Linked DNA regions of Homo sapiens: region 1 is linked to region 2. A link is a loop called in an ENCODE intact Hi-C map of the cell type or tissue named here. Cell type or tissue: prostate gland. All regions are shown on one strand.

Region 1 (8,000 bases), 1.4 Mb before region 2:
GCTGTGGTTAAAACCACAAGCTTTGAGGTTAGACACTCAAGGTTTCAGTCCCTTCCTACTTGTATGATATTCAGTAATTCAGGAAGCCTATCTAAGCCTCAGTGTCCTCACTTATAAAATGGATATGATAAAACTTGGCCAGGTGCGGTGGCTCAGGCCTGTAATCCCAGCACTTTGGGAGGCCAAGGCAGGTGGATCACCTGAGGTCAAGAGTTTGAGACCAGCCTGGCCAACATAGCAAAACCCCGTCTCTCCCAAAAATACAAAAAAACTGGCTGGGCGTGGTGGTGGGTACCTGTAATCCCAGCTACTCGGGAGGCTGAGGCAGGAGAATCACTTGAACCTGAGAGACAGAGGCTGCAGTTAGCCAAGATTGTGCCACTGCACTCCAGCCTGGGAGACAGAGCAAGACTCCATCTCAAAAATAAAATAAAATAAAATAAAATTGATACGATAAACCTTGCCTTATATGATTGTTGTAGAGTTTAAATGAAAATTTATGTATGCAAACTTCATATTCTAAGGACTCAATAGTAGATAACTATGTTTATTAAGGTAGTAAGTGCTCAGAATTTGTCACCCTTTATAAGATAACCAAATACTCTGCACTATTACTTAAAGTAAACCTTTGGTTTCTAACACCTACAATTCTACACCAGTTTATTTATCTTAATCTCCTATCCAAAAACACACTTAGCCTTCTCTCATTTTCTAATTCAAAGCCTTTATGTCATTCAAGACTCAGCTGAGACCTCATCTGTTTTTCTAGTATTTCGTATTTTTCAGCACTTGTTTCTGGGTCCATTCTCTGAAGGTCTATAGCAACACTATCCAAAAGAAATAGAATGTGAGCCGCATCTGTAATTTTTAATTTTATGTAGCCAGGTTAAAAAATTAAAGCCAAGTCAAATCGATCTCATTAATAGTTTTATCTAACCCAATATATCCAAAATATTATTTCAACATGTAATCAACATTTTTAAATTACTAATGAGATATTTTACGTTCCCATTCCATACTAAGTATCTGAACACTGTGTGTATACTTTACACTTACAACACTTTAAATTCACAATAATCACATTTCAAGGACTCAATAGCAATGTGTCTAGTGGGAGCCATACTGTACAGCACATGTCTATAGCATGAATAGTTTATATCATACTATTTAATCAGCATTCAGTAAAGGTTTGCTGATCCATAGTTTGGATGCATTTAGTCATCAAAAAAGGAAAATGCAACAGGCAATGTGATTTTCTTTCACTTATGCTACTTTTTGCCTTCAGTGAATGGTGCTTATCCCAGAATGAAAACTCTTGAGTATGTGGAATAATGCCAGTTGCAGACTAGTATTAATATGTCTGCTCTGGCATTCTTGTGAATAATACAAGAGTTAAGCAAGGAGACTTGTATGTGGTAATGCCTTGCGTATAGAATAAACCATCAGACTGAGGTGCTTCTAGATATGAATGGAGACCAATATAATCTCACCACCACGTCTAAAAGTGGGGCTCCAGTTTTAAATGTTCACTTACCAGTAATCAAAAATTAGTTTGACTGTTGATTCACAACTGTCTTATTAAAGTAGAGGTTGCTTTCAAAACACAACCAGGGAAGTCACACCCAAGGCATATCACATCTTGTGTGCTACAAAATACCCAGGTCTTTCTACAAACCTTTTAAACTCTGACATGACAAATAATTTATAATTTTTCTACCCTGAATATTTTTCAAAGTTTAGATACTAATCAACTCACATGGCATAAATATACAAGACTTTCAGACCATATAAACCCACATTGCATTAATATTCCAGATTCAAGTAGACACTGGATTTCCAAACATGGTTTTTGTTTCTTATAGGCATGTAAGAAAACATAGTTTACAATATGGAAAATTTTCAAGGTACACTGAAAATAGCAGAAATTTTTAAAATGTATGACTCATCCAGTGAATCACTGAATGTTCAAGGAAAATTTATCTTGGTGTTTTATAGTTATTAGCTTTTTTAAAAAAAAGTTAAAATATATTCTGATTATCAGGCTGACAACAAGCAATACTTTTCATATTATATTACGTTATTTGACTGAAAATGTGTTTCATCTTATTTCTTTTCCGGTATGTAATAAAGTACAACATTCACAAAGCTCACTAATGTCTGTTCTTGTATTGAAAAACTACTTCCCAAACATATTCCCCTCAAACATATCCCACAAAATACATTCACAAACACAGTAAAGGCAACTTCAATTACTTCTCAATGTTGGAGCATTTTATTTTTTAATTTTTAGCTTTCTTATCAAAATCTTAACAAAAGACTTGAGCAAATTCTATTTTCTCCATCAAACCTTCTTGAGCAGAGACTCCGCTTCTTTCTCTGAATTCCTGTGTGAATACAAACTTGGCATCCGTTGTAATCTTCCCTTTGTTATGCTTACTTTTCTATGTACCTAAATCCTAGCTCTACAATACAGTTCTAAGTTTCTTGAAGCCATAGGCCCTGTCTTATTCGTCTCCTGTGGCTCTCAGCAGAGACTTGGATAGAATAAACATTAAATAAATGTGCTAGAAATCATGACGATTTTGATCATAGTTTACAGGAATATCGTTCAGCAGACCAATGACATGATATAGCAATGTCAGCCATTATAAATGCACAGGAATATTTTCATATTTCTATCTTTTCCAATTCGACTTTTTGGCCATCTTTTTTAATAAAAGTTCTTAGTGTCTCATTGGCATTTTCATTCCAAAAACTCAAGTTGAATTTAAATTAAAATAAAACCCTAAAACGTCTAATTATGTTCTAGCATCAAACAAAGCTTTTTCTCCCTTACAGTTATATTTTAAATGTTTTCTTAGTGTCTAACCATAGTTAAGATTCCAGTTTACAAATATACATCTACTGTGGGTTTTTTTTTTTTTTTTTTTTACAAATTTAATAATATCCTAAAGCCTAATTTTGTGTATTGGATTCATTTAAAATGTGGTTGCTACTCAACAATTTTGGAGGAAAGTATATTACATCAGATGTAACATTTAAACTAAATCCAGAAGTTAAAACTCTCTATAAATAAGAGAAACAGAAAGACTCCCAAATAAGAAGCATGAAAGCCCAAGGAGGAAGTTAATGTGCAGCACAAAGTCTTTTGGCCTCATGAGCACTGCGCCCAATGGATTCAGCTGCAAGAAAATGAAGCATCTGGCACGCAGAGGGGAGTAGTGCAAGTGTGTGGGCTTACTGATGCCAGACTACAGAAGTGGCTCAAGAGTAAGAGGCCATTGATGAGAAGAAGGTTTGGATTAGCTGTGGCCTTGAAGTTACCCCTGGAAACTGAGTAGCACTCAGTTGTGAGAGGTGCATTAACCTCTTCAGACCACTAGGGTTCAAAGTGTTCCATAAGAGGTAATTTATTAAATGGGTCCTAATTGCTTAGTAATGTACCTTCCAAAAGTCACTTCTCTGTGCTATGATTAGGCCTGGGACTTGCCAAGTGCTGTCATTCTCTTTGTAACTCCATAATGGAACTCTAGGATGTGGGAAGCTGATCCATTGGACAGCTGTATATCTAATCCAGGTTCAGAATCCTACCAGTGAAGCCAGACAACCTTTCATTTAACCCTCCAGTGTGTAAACACTGAAATACAAAATTGATACACCTTGTTTTGAGTGCCTTTTACTAAGTACATATATGTTTTAATAGAATGTGGGTAACTGGTATTCTTCCTTTGAAAAATAGCACATTTTTAAGATTTGTGAAGTATCCCTTTCATTAAATTCTTTCTTAAAACTATAAAAATAAGCATGCTATTCTGTTTTCACTACCCACAACAAATTTTCTCTTGGCCTTTTTTGTTTCATACGGAGGCCAATCAACGTGATTTTCTGATTGGCTCCCAACACAAAACAGAGTGCATTCTATGGGTCATCCACTTGGTATCACTGATTCCCATCAGGACTACTTAGGCACTGGTTTTGTTAATTAACAAGGCCAGCAGAGGGAGTGAGAGAGCATTGCTACAAAAATGAAATCAAAATTTAAAATAATAATAATAACAGTCATATGTAGAAAATCTGACATTAAACTACGGAGGATTATATAGCGTAATCTAAATATGGAAGCAACCTTTATCATATAGGTAACAGACTAGAATCAAAGAAACAGGACTTCTAGTCATTATTATAGTTTTATGATGTTCATGAACCAGCCAAATGTAGCTGTGCCTCACTCATTAAAGTCTTGAAAATGGCCACCACAGTACCCTCCATTAAGATAGGAAAGGCTTTTGCCCTTCATGTAAGAGAAAGTGATTACGTAAAGAATGGGAATTATTGTCATAAGTATAAAGCTGTTATCATTTCTGTCTTTCAGGGCTTTAGGTCATTTCTTAGTTTTGACCACAAGTGAAAAACACCTGGTTAGTATTCCCCCATTCCCTAAGAACATCAGTTTGATTAGATCATGAAGTTAGACACATCTTATTAACATGAACAAATAATCATTAGGTTACAAGATAGCATAGGGGAATGTCTTTCTACCTGAAAGATATTATGTATTCTAATCTCATATTTGTTTTACAACTCCTATTTCCAGGCCATGTAAAGAAGTTACATATTTTCCAGAAAGGTTTTCAGACAAAGTGTTACAGTGGAGTCCTGTTCAAATCCACCACTCAATGGCTTACAGTTATTTAGAATTTCAGTTTCATTCTTAAGGGAATGTGCTGTAGTTGTGTTTTCCAGATATCTTCAATAGTGTTTCTTACGAGATAATTTGTGTGGGCCCCATAACCAGTTTCCCACAGGGCAGCTTTAAGAAAATGACCATCAAAACCAACCAGCCTTTACACCATACTGAACTAAGTAAAATCTTTCTTTGTTTTACAAGTTTCAGATAATCTTGAAGATAGTGCAACTTGTCTGGACGTTTGGCAGAAAAAATAGTTTGGAAAGTAAATATTCAGTTCTGCTTTCTCCAGTAGATGTCACTTTCTGTACATAGGATATCAAGATATATAAGATGCACAGTATCCCTTACAATGATGGCAAAAAAATAACTTTGGGTTCCAGCCATATGTAACAGTTTTTAAGCTATCAATGGTATTTTCTAGTGTTTGGAATCACAAGGAATAATAAGGCAAAATTAATGCTATTAATTAACCATCTTACACATTTCTGTGTAGCTTTGGCAATGGCCATTAAGTATAACATACAATACAATATTGCTAATGCCTTTTCAATAGTTAAAGAAAACTAAGTATTACTCTAAATTGAAGCAGAAAATGTATTTTCCAAAAAACAAACATGATTTCTGAGTAAATAAGTAGTTATTAATAATATACTACATACTTACCAAGAACCTAGTATATGAGTTTAGTTAACCTATTATTATTTCATGCGTTATTCTTCCTGGGTCCTCGCTATCATTTTGATATTCACATCATCTTCATGTGTCTGAAGAAAAAATAGGGTTCTCTGAAGTGTCTCACTATATGCAAGGGAACATAGAACAAGAAAGAGAGAGAAAAGACAGAAACAGAAAGAAAGAAAGAGAGAGAGAGAGAGAGAGAAAGAAAGAAAGAAAGAAAGAGAGAGAGAGAGAGAGAGAAAGAAAGAAAGAAAGAAAAGAAAGAAAGAAAGGAAGGAAGAAAGAAAAGAAAGAAAGAAAGAAGAAAGAGAAAGAAAGGAGAAAAGAGAGAGAAAGAAAGAAAAAAAGCATTATAAATCTTACATTGTATTGTTTATAGCATCCACATGTCCAAGAATAAAAATCAAATGATGGAAGAATATTAATAGTGAGAATTAGATTAATTCTTCTTAAAATACTTTTCAGAATGCTCTTTGCATTTCTAAACATAAGCCTCATTATGCTGTTCTATTTGTATTCCAATGTAGTTAAATTTTATATTTGAGTTGTTTTAATAGATGACTTTGAAATGACAGAGGAGAGCACATTTTTGTTTCTTATTGATCCAATCAAGATTTTGCTTGTAGCTACTATAACTTGAAATAATACATAAGGTTACGGAGGCTTTTTAAAATGTTGATGTCTAGGTCACATTTGATTCAGTGGTTGTATTGACAAATGTGATTTGATAATTGCCAAATTAAGCTCAAGAGAAAATTAGTTAAACAACTACTTTTATTTTCAGATGCTTCAAACAAAAGATATGAAGTTTGGTAGCAAATAATGATAGGGTGCTAGAACAAAAATTCCCGAAGAAGGCAAAATGGGCATGTGGCTTTTACAAAACAAAAGAATCTATCTGGTCATCAAAATAAACAACATCTAAATGATCTCTCTAGGTTTTAAATATTTTGCAAAAAGAGTAAACCCAAAGAGCTCGATTCTTATCTGAGTAGAGATTTCTCGACATGTTAACTGGGAAGTTCTGCTACCGTTCTTGTGTATACTTTGTTAAAAACAAAGAGATTATAAGGGTTTGGGTAATAAAGGGATTTAAAGGCTTCACCTTTAGGCTACCGATTCCACTCCATTTCAGTTTTAAGAGAACTAAGGTCATGAATGTACCCAGGGCATGTAGTTTACTTTTAATTCAGCATGAGTTAGGATCCCACTTTATAACAAACCCTAGGATGTTTTTTTCAACTATTCAGAGCAAATAGGGTTGACAAAAGAAAAACAAAGATTGAACAGGAAGGATAGAAACAAACACAGAGTAATGCTCAGTAAGCTGAATTCCTGAGGAAATACACACCACTGGTGCTTCTTCTGAACATTTTCAAGGACAGAGTCGGCTCTTTACCATTCTGGGTCTTATTACTAGTCTTGATCAATAAATAAACAGTAATCGATAATTCTGAAAGAAAATGATGCCATAATAATTTCGAAATTAGGGACAAGTGGTTAACATCATGTGGCTGAATTACAGTGCTCTGATTTGAACTCTGGAAAGAGCCATGCAAACATACCCCACAATGCTAGTTGTCAGCAGTCTTTCCCTGTGTAAAACAGAAGACAGAGTCCTTGTATGTGTAAACAGCCCCACTCAGGCAAGGAGTCACTGAAGGAGCTGCAATTCCTTAGCACTGGATTTAGGTCTTTCTTCTGTTTTTATACTTCAGTTTTCTCATAGTATTTAATACCTTATTTATTTAATAGATTGGAACAGAAAACTCAGGACACTTTGAAAAACAGCCAATTGCTTAGTTCCATAGCCCTAATAGCCCTAAAGGATGTCAGCAGTGTCATTATTTTTTTAAATAATTATGTCATTACCATTACTTGTACCATGTCTTACAATTATCTGCTTTAAATAATGTTATCAGATATTAAACAGACACAAAATAACATTTGTAGCTTACATGCAAAAACACGAGTAAGTAAATAAATAAGGTGGACATCTGTGTATCTCGTATCCAACTTAAGAAATGAAACGCTAACCAGTATCTTTGGAACCTTGAACCCCTCTTCAGTCCATCCCTCTTCCCTCTTTTCCTGCATAGATAAGATTATTCTGAATTTTGTGTTAATCAGCCCCTTTCTTTTTTCTCCTTTCTTAAATGAAAAAAAATGCTTCATAGGAATTTTGAGTACTATCTGTTTGGAAGAATACAATAAAACATTTGAGAAAATTGAGGCATATAAGCAATATTGATCAATTAAAAATGTTTCTGTTTTAATGTCTATTCAATCAACATTGAATAAATATTCTCTGCATTCCAAAGTAGCCATTAGCCCCAGTCACCACCAATAAATGATGGGATCCAATTCTGTAGTTACTATCTCTATTATTAGCATTCAATTACAAAAATATCAGTATTTTATGAAGAATAAAAATATTCTTACCTACATATATCAATATAATTCTATTCGATGCTCTACACATAAATTGCCCTTTTAATAGATAATATTTTCAACTCATATAGGAAAAGATTTTGGATTCCAGAAAGGATTTCTAAGAAAATGTGTTATATCTCCTTTTCTGGCGTTTTTTTTTTTAACACTTTTTTTTTAACTTACAAGGTTTCTGTGACCC
Region 2 (8,000 bases):
CTGCTCTCGGTTTATGATATATTGAAAGAAGTAAACACATCAACCACTATTTATAACTTGAAGCAGAATATGATAATCACTTTCATTAAAGTACTTACAAAGTGTCATGTAAAAAAAGAAGAGAAAAAAATACTTTTGTCTAGGGAGAATCAGAGAGGGCTTGATGGGAAGTGTAGCGTTTGTGTTGGATCTTGAAGAAGGAGTAGGATTCCAATGGGCAGAGATGGAGAGAAATTCTAGGTTCCAGCCACAAGAGCATCAGCATCTACCTCTAAAAAATCCTCACGGTCCCTGCCAATTTGATCACCCCTAATTTTACCGACAAGAGGTTAAATTACTGATTTGAAAGAGGTTGATATTTTGTTGAAGTGATCCATATCAATCGCACAGTACAAATCAAAGGAACTTGAACTGAGCCATATTACAAACTACTTTTGTACAACTCCCAATATAAATATACTCAAATATTTGTTTAATCAGACTGCCAACGAACTAAAATTTTCTTAAAAGAAAAAAAAAATGTCCAGTGACCCTCTTCAAATCAGAACTGAATCTATGTGGGGTTTTTCTTTAACTTCTATAATTACAACAAAAAATCAAAGCAACCAGTATGTTCTCCAAATCAAATCTGAGCTAAACCAATATTGATTACATCTGGTTCATATCTGCGGTTATCAATAAAACACCAATTACATGACCAAAATTTGGAAACCAAATGCTAAATCTTACTAAACTGAGGTTTTTGCAACACCGATTTGACAATTTGGAGAGTTTTTAATTTAGAAAAATTCTCATCAAGGGCAAAACAAAGTACAAAGAGTTCCTGAGCTTAAATTCCTGATTCAATCTTTAAACTGTATTTTCCTTTGTTGCCAAATGATTCATTCGGACATTGCAAAGTAAATATGAAAACATCTGGGGGGATATTTTTGCTGGGGGTTACTTACTAATAAGAACAACCAGGTACCTCAAAATGTGCGGCTTCTTAATGAATAAATGCTTGTCAAGTGACTGCTGAGTTCATCTTAACACATGCTCTTTATACACACTGGCTCTCTCAGTACCATGAGAAGCAGAGAGGCAGGGATCTGATGACTAAATAGACCTTTTTATTCATTGCTTTGATCTACCACCAATTCTATTTAGTCATCTCTGCTCTGAAAACCAAATTCCTTTATAACTCTGAGGGCACATGATGGCTTGTTTTGGCACTAACTCTGCACAGCTAAAACTCTGGGCTACAGAAGCCAAAAGATTTAAGAGCCTCTCACCTCACAAACTTGAGTTTCAGGTCAGGGCAGTGACAACCTGTCAGAATCTCGTTTGTGGCACCCAAGCAAGCCAAGCGCATGGACAGCGGAAATGGCTAGAAAAATCCTCAGACCCTGTTCCTCTTGGCCATTAATTCCATTGATTATTTTGGTGTTTAAATACTGAGACAGGCCCTGGTGCCAGCCCAAATACAACTAGTCAACTTACATTTCCGTTGGCCTTTTAGAACATGCAGATGTACCAAAATCCTAAAACACAGCTGAGTTAAAAATTAAAAAAAAAAAAAAGAAGAAGAAGAAGAAAAAGAAGAAAGAAAAAAGAAAGCAGCAAGGGGGAAAAGTGTTCCAAACAAACGAAATGTTGATCTGCCTTTTATTAATTTCATTTTTTATCTTCTTGTGTACAGATTTTTGACAGCTGTGACATTCATGGGCAATGCATTTGAAAAAGAAGACATAAATATTCAGAGACATATTAGAATGCTGTTCAATGTAAGCACCTGTCTACTTAGTGTTGACAGAAAATCATTTACTTTGCTTTATGCATGTTCCCTCCAGAGACCACAGAGGTCCTATTTTATTTAAAGAGCTGGTCCTAACATCAGTGCTTGCTCTTGAAACTGCAGTATATGCAGCTAATTATATTTATTGAGGAAACAATTTTGTTTTATATTTTCAATAATACTTAAACAATTTTGTCAATCTTGACCTCAGAAATGATTTTCCCCAAGGATTCAGTTAACCAAAGACTTCATACAAGGCCTGAAACCAGTGTCCTTACACTACACTGTTGCCATTATCACCTAGGGAAGTTTTTGAAGCACAACTTTCAGAGAGAAGTGTGCGAGGTAAGACTGCAAGATCTCTGTGGGTCTAAGGAAAACATCACAGTCAATAAAATCCATGCTAGCATCCACATATATGCATTTATTATGTATTATAGTGATATAATCTGAGAAATTCATATTGCATAAAACAATACATCATTAAAAGCTACATGAATCATGAATTGTAAATTAAATGTATCAAATTTGGTGAAGTTTTTATTTCTTTTCTACTTGGTAAACCTTCGTTTCTTTTCCACCCTTGCCAAATCAGAAAGGTAATCTCAGGTCTTGAGTGAAAGGTGACCGCACATGGAGAAAAGGAAAGGAAAAGAGGGAGGGAGGGAGGGAGGGAAGGAAGGAAAGAAGGAAGGAAGGGAGGAAGGGAGGGAGGGAGAAGGAGAGGGAGAAAGGAAAGCAGAAAGGAAGAAAAAGAGGGAGCGAGGGAGGGAGAAAAGGAGGGAGGAAGAGAGGGAAGCCAACCTTTATAGGGACACTGAGATTACTGTGAGGTGACCTCGTTAGGTGATTTCTATATGGCCCCACGAAGCCGTCTAACTTGTTCCCAAGTGATTAAAATAGGCATGGCTAAGTTAAATAATTATTCCCCCAGAATAATTTCCTTTCTTTACTTGGTAAAACGCCTATCTTGAAAAAGTATGGTTTGCCATGGGTTGACGCCTGACTACTGAGAAAAATCCTTTAGCTGAATCTCAGGTCAGAATTAGAAATGTACCGTGTCATCAGAAATATAATGAAACACAAACGGGAGTGAACAAAGCCTAATTTTTTGACTACGACATTTCTCTCCATTTTAGTTTTACCTGACATGAGCGTATAGTGATGTTAGCTCCCCTGATGTGGCACGGGTGGATGAGGCTTGGGGGAAAGGCAAGCAGAGACCTGGGAGCTCACGACTTCCAAAACCTTACAATGCTGCCACCTACAGGCCGAAACTTCTAAAGCGGATTCCATCAATACTGTGTTTTCCTTCCCTTAACAATGAAAAAACACACAAGATTGTGGTAGAAGACCAAAGCCCCAAACCCAGAGTCCTGTAAAGAGTTAAGTCACCAGGTGATGTGAAAGAACAGGCCCTTTAGCTTAGCTAGTTCAGTGCCGTTACATAATTTAATTAGGATCATCACACGGCAACCGAAGCTGTCTAGAGGAATTATGAACCACAAGTTCAGATCACATGTGAATCCCTTTGCTCAATTAAAGCTAAGCAATTTTTAAGGTTTTTTTTCCCTCTTTGCAGTATATGCAAAGAGCAGTGAAGCGTGGCCTGCATATTTTTCACATTAAAATTATTACATAAAGCCTGTAGCATTTGAAATACTTATGGAAATCAAAACGTTACACTCTGACCTTGGGCATTTAAACTTCGTCATTTTTAAAGCTATTGTTGCCATGCTCTCCTTTGTTCTAAGAAAATTACTGTGGTTAGTTATAATAGCTGAATGAATAATTACTGGGGGAAGAAAAGAAATATGTAATAGTGTCGAAATGATTCTTGAGCCTACATTCTCCTAAACAGAGTTTTAATTCTGTTTTGAAGTCCCAGCATTGTGACTAAAGGCATTATCCTACTTCTCTCTTCTCTACTGTAACGGCCAGAAAAAGTGATCGCTTTCTTTCTCACTAGACTATTCAGTCTACTTACCTTTATGTCAGAAGAAACTCTGCTAAGAACTGGATGATGGAAAGAATTTCTGGAAGAGTCTGATTCTAGGTTGATCTATTTTTTACGCTGTAAGTACATGTAGCACCAAGCATATTAGGCAAATGTTCATTGTCAAGTTTTTTCTACACTTTTAAACTTCCCTTGGGCTTTTAGCTTTTTTTCTTATTAATTATATCAGAAAACAAGAAAAACGGCAATATTTTCTATTTTTAACTCTGTTTTTAAACTTATATAATCGGATACAGAATAATAATTTCAGTATTTTAAAATTATAGCATGGGATCATATTTGTTAATCATATGTATTAAAATTACATTTTCAAATCAAGCTACCAGAAATTTTTCAAACTAGTGGAAGCTTAGAGTTAATTTTTAAATGTTTAGTTGGAGGAATAAGTATTACCCTTAATAAAAGAGCATCCTAATAAAAATTGCAGTACAAAGATGCAAATAAATAAATGTCAGTGCTAGAAAATACATTACATTTAGTTGAGGATCTCTACAACTTGGAGTAGACTGATTGATTGATTATAAAATCCCCGGTATTTCCATATGTATTAAGACAATTGAAATTAGAATGGACAATGGAACTTCCAATAAATACTGTGGGAAATTCTTCACTAACTTATAGATGAAAGATAACAGGCAAAACTCATTTTACAGTATTATAGTCTACTTATTATTTGCAACAGAAAAAAAAATTCTGAATTTTAAGGGCACACACAAACATTATATTGGAGTCACATGTTACTTATTAGTTTCTTAGATGAGAGTTACACACAATGCAAAAATGATGCAATCTTTACTTTTTTAAAAATTTGAAAAAGTTAAATCTTCCTACTTTTGCAACCAGATATTTGCAGGATTAACAACTCCTTTAAACAATAGTTGGATTTAACCATAATCAGAATATAAATACAATAAGACATTCCTAAGGGGAATGCAATTTTTTTTAATTTCCATATTTGCTACAATAAATGTTATGCCTAGAAATTTTATAGCTAACAGAAACACAGAAAATACTATACCCAGAGCTAGAAAACTGTTCCAGTACAAAGCAAGTCTGATATATTACCTTCCAAATACACAGCATATCCCTGGTAAAGTTGTAAATTATGGTTGCAAATGAGGCCACAAACAAAATTTTGCTCAAGGCATGAATCATAAATTCAAACAATAATCATCTCCTACATGAGGCACAACTACTTTGTTTACTTCTTAGACACTGTTTCCTAAACATGAAGATGAAACTAGGTCAAGGAAATTTAGCATCTTTTTCTCATGAAGCATGCTATGATATTGGGTGGCACTGCCTTATTTAAAATCGCACAAACCTTTTAAATATTAAAAATCTATTTTAGAGTACTGAGTCCTTAAGCATTTTTACATTTTACCTCATGATGAGACGATATCATTAGAACTATAGCCATTAAATGAGGAAAAATAAATTATTTACATTAGTTACCACTGGAATTCTACTGTTTTTTATATCGAAAATAAAAGGATATTTAGCTAATGTTAAATGGTACTTTTAATCTATTCAGTTGATCTGATGGTTTGCTGTTGCTTGCACATATCTGGGGAGTCAAATGTTTTTCTCTTTCATATTTTTAGAATTTCTAAAAGCCTAATTCTACTAAGACTTTTTTAAGCGCTAAGCTTAAGAAGAATGGCCTTTAATTAAATCATTCAAATCATAGAAAGAATCATGATGTTAAATCACTGAAATGCAAGTTCTGAGAATTACCTCAGAAGAACATACAATTGTAAAATATTGTTTGGAATAAAAATTTGAACAATAACTTAGCAATTTTTATTTGTGGACAATAAGAATGAATAGCAGTATGTTCACTCATCTGTAAGGTCCTTTGGTGTCAAAAACATTCTGTTCTTTCAGCAATTAATATCAATAATAATAACAATCATGATGGTCACGTTGATTAAATGCTTACAATATACTAGGAACTGTGCTATGTATTTTATATGGATTAACGCATTTAATTTCACAATAACTCTTTAAAGCAGAGATCATATTTATATCAGTCTTACAGACTATGAAACTGAGGCTTGGAAAGAAAAGTGCCTTCTCAATGGTCACTCTGAGCCAGGCCCTGAGCAATCAGAGGTGGGCTGAAGGGCTATTTACTGAAGAAACCAATAATCTATTCATTAAAACTTTCTATCAGTATATAAACCAAGGGGGACAAATAAAATTTGATTTGTTACAAGCCTATTCAATTGAAATTAAACAATGTATGGGTACGCGTATGGAACTAATAAACTGGCACAGTGATCTACAAATGCAATCATTCAAAAAGTGTTTATTGATACTTAAGTACCACTCTCTGCTAGATGGTGTGAATTCAGTGCTTGGCAAAATGAAGGTATCTTTGCCCTCAATGAGCTTTTACAGTAGTGGGGAAAACCAAACAATTTTTAAAGTCTACAAATAAAATAATTAAAAAATCAAACTGAATAGAGAATAATGTAATTTGGGCAAGTGGTCTGAAGATGTTTCTGAATAGGTGACACTTAAACTAGGACCTTAAGGAATTGCCATCCTAGGACACAGTAATACCAGAGTTATTAAGAAATATTTTTAGGCAGCTAGATAGGGTAAAAGTTCTTGGCGGAAACCAACAGAAAGGCGGCTTAAAGAGCCAGGCTGGCAAGCTTTGATATGCAAATGCTGGCAATTAGAAACAGAGTCTACCCAATATGGCCATTCCCGCCTTCTCCTTGTCACCAGGTGTGCCAAGTGTCATGGCCACTTCCAGATAACACCATGTGCTCAGAACATCATGGCAACCTGCATTTGCATATTAAGGGGGTAAGGTAGGAGGGCCAGGTTTTTCACGGGCTACGTGAATGACACACCTGGTCAAACCAATCCCCTGGGCCCTGTGCACACATGGCATTCCTCTCTGTTCCAAGCCCTCCTCCCCCCTGCCTCTGTACAGAGGAGCTGTTTTCTTTTTTCTTTCTTCCTTCTTTCTTGCCCATTAAACTTTTCACTCCTTAAAACCACTTCATGTGTGTCCGTGTCATTAATCCCATCAGCGCGAGACCAAGGACCCTGGTGTTCCTCCAGTCATCGGAGTTGTATCAATAGGACGAGTATTCTAGTCTAAAGGAAACGCCATGTGCAAATGCCTTGAGGCTGGAGAAACCAAAGTGTAGCATTTACCAGAAACGTACATGGTAAGTTAATGGGTGCAAAATGCAGGCTCTTTGTTTTCACACCCACTCCCCATTTTTCCTTCACAGTCTATTACCTTCATCAATTTCTCTTGGCCTTCACACCAACATTCAGTCAATAACAGGTTTTAGTTCGGACATGTTATCCTGAATCTGTCCACTCGTTTCTATTCACCATCCTAGTCCAACTTATTACAATGTTTTGCCCGGACTACAGCTCTAGCTCCCTAACTGGACTGCCCGCTTCCAAATGGGCTTCTTCAATTCTCCTCACAGCAGCCAGAGTCATCTTTTGACAATGTGAAACAGTTCACAAAACTACCCTATATAAAGCCCTCTAATAGTTTATCTGTACTTCTTTCTGGTATCTGCAGGATGGGTTCCATCTTGTCTTTTGGATTTTCACTTAAATGCCACCTTCTAAATGAGTCCTTCCCTCATGGCTTAATCCCCAAGTGAAATCTACTCACTATAGCACATCATATACACTCCTTTTAACTCTCTGTGTATGGCATATCTGCATCTCCTGGACATAAGCTTTTTGAGGAGGAATCCACACTGTCTTAGTCACTGTGTCTCCATCACTTAGAACAGTGCCTAGCACATAGCAGACATTCAATTAAGCTGAAAGGATTGGAGTAGTACACAGAGGTCAAATCGTCTATGGATTTTTTGACCACTGTAAAAAGCTGGGAGCTTTATTCAAAATTTAATAGAAAACTTCTGGAAAATTCTGAGCAGGATCAGAAGATCATGCTGGTTATTGCTGTTTGAAGAGTGGATTGAAGAATAGCAAGAGCAGAAGCAAGACAGATTAGAAGACCAATTCAGAAATCCAAGTAAGAAACGGTTTTGGCTTGGAGTAGGGTGGCAGTATTGGCAATAGAGGAGAAACTGATGGACTTGTAATATAATTTCAATTTGCTGATGAATTAAATGTGAAAAGGAAGAAAAGTGAGAAATTAAGAATTATTTCTAGATTTTTTTTTTATTTATTTTTTTTTTGCCCGAGATGGTGGGG

The links. Hi-C counts contacts between places; a loop is a spot of excess contacts. Peaks named below come from ENCODE experiments on the same cell type or tissue, not always from the same donor. Only the 100,000 strongest peaks of a DNase experiment are listed, where the experiment ranks them.
Region 1: it touches region 2 in a loop (4-fold over the local background); 12 of 110 quality-filtered maps call a loop at or near these places.

Annotation. Positions count from the first base shown.
Region 1 is chr15:37,130,799-37,138,798 of GRCh38, reverse strand. No RefSeq gene overlaps it. Among named protein-coding and RNA genes, the nearest start is that of MEIS2, 34 kb to the right of the region's middle. In prostate gland, CTCF peaks have their summits at 3,980 (motif pointing right) and 4,963 (motif pointing right); a DNase peak (open chromatin) is centred at 3,969; H3K27ac peaks cover 1,161 bases.
Region 2 is chr15:35,746,839-35,754,838 of GRCh38, reverse strand. All of the region lies in intron 2 of DPH6-DT (DPH6 divergent transcript), which reads right to left. Among named protein-coding and RNA genes, the nearest start is that of MIR4510, 180 kb to the left of the region's middle. In prostate gland, a CTCF peak has its summit at 3,037 (motif pointing left); a DNase peak (open chromatin) is centred at 3,018.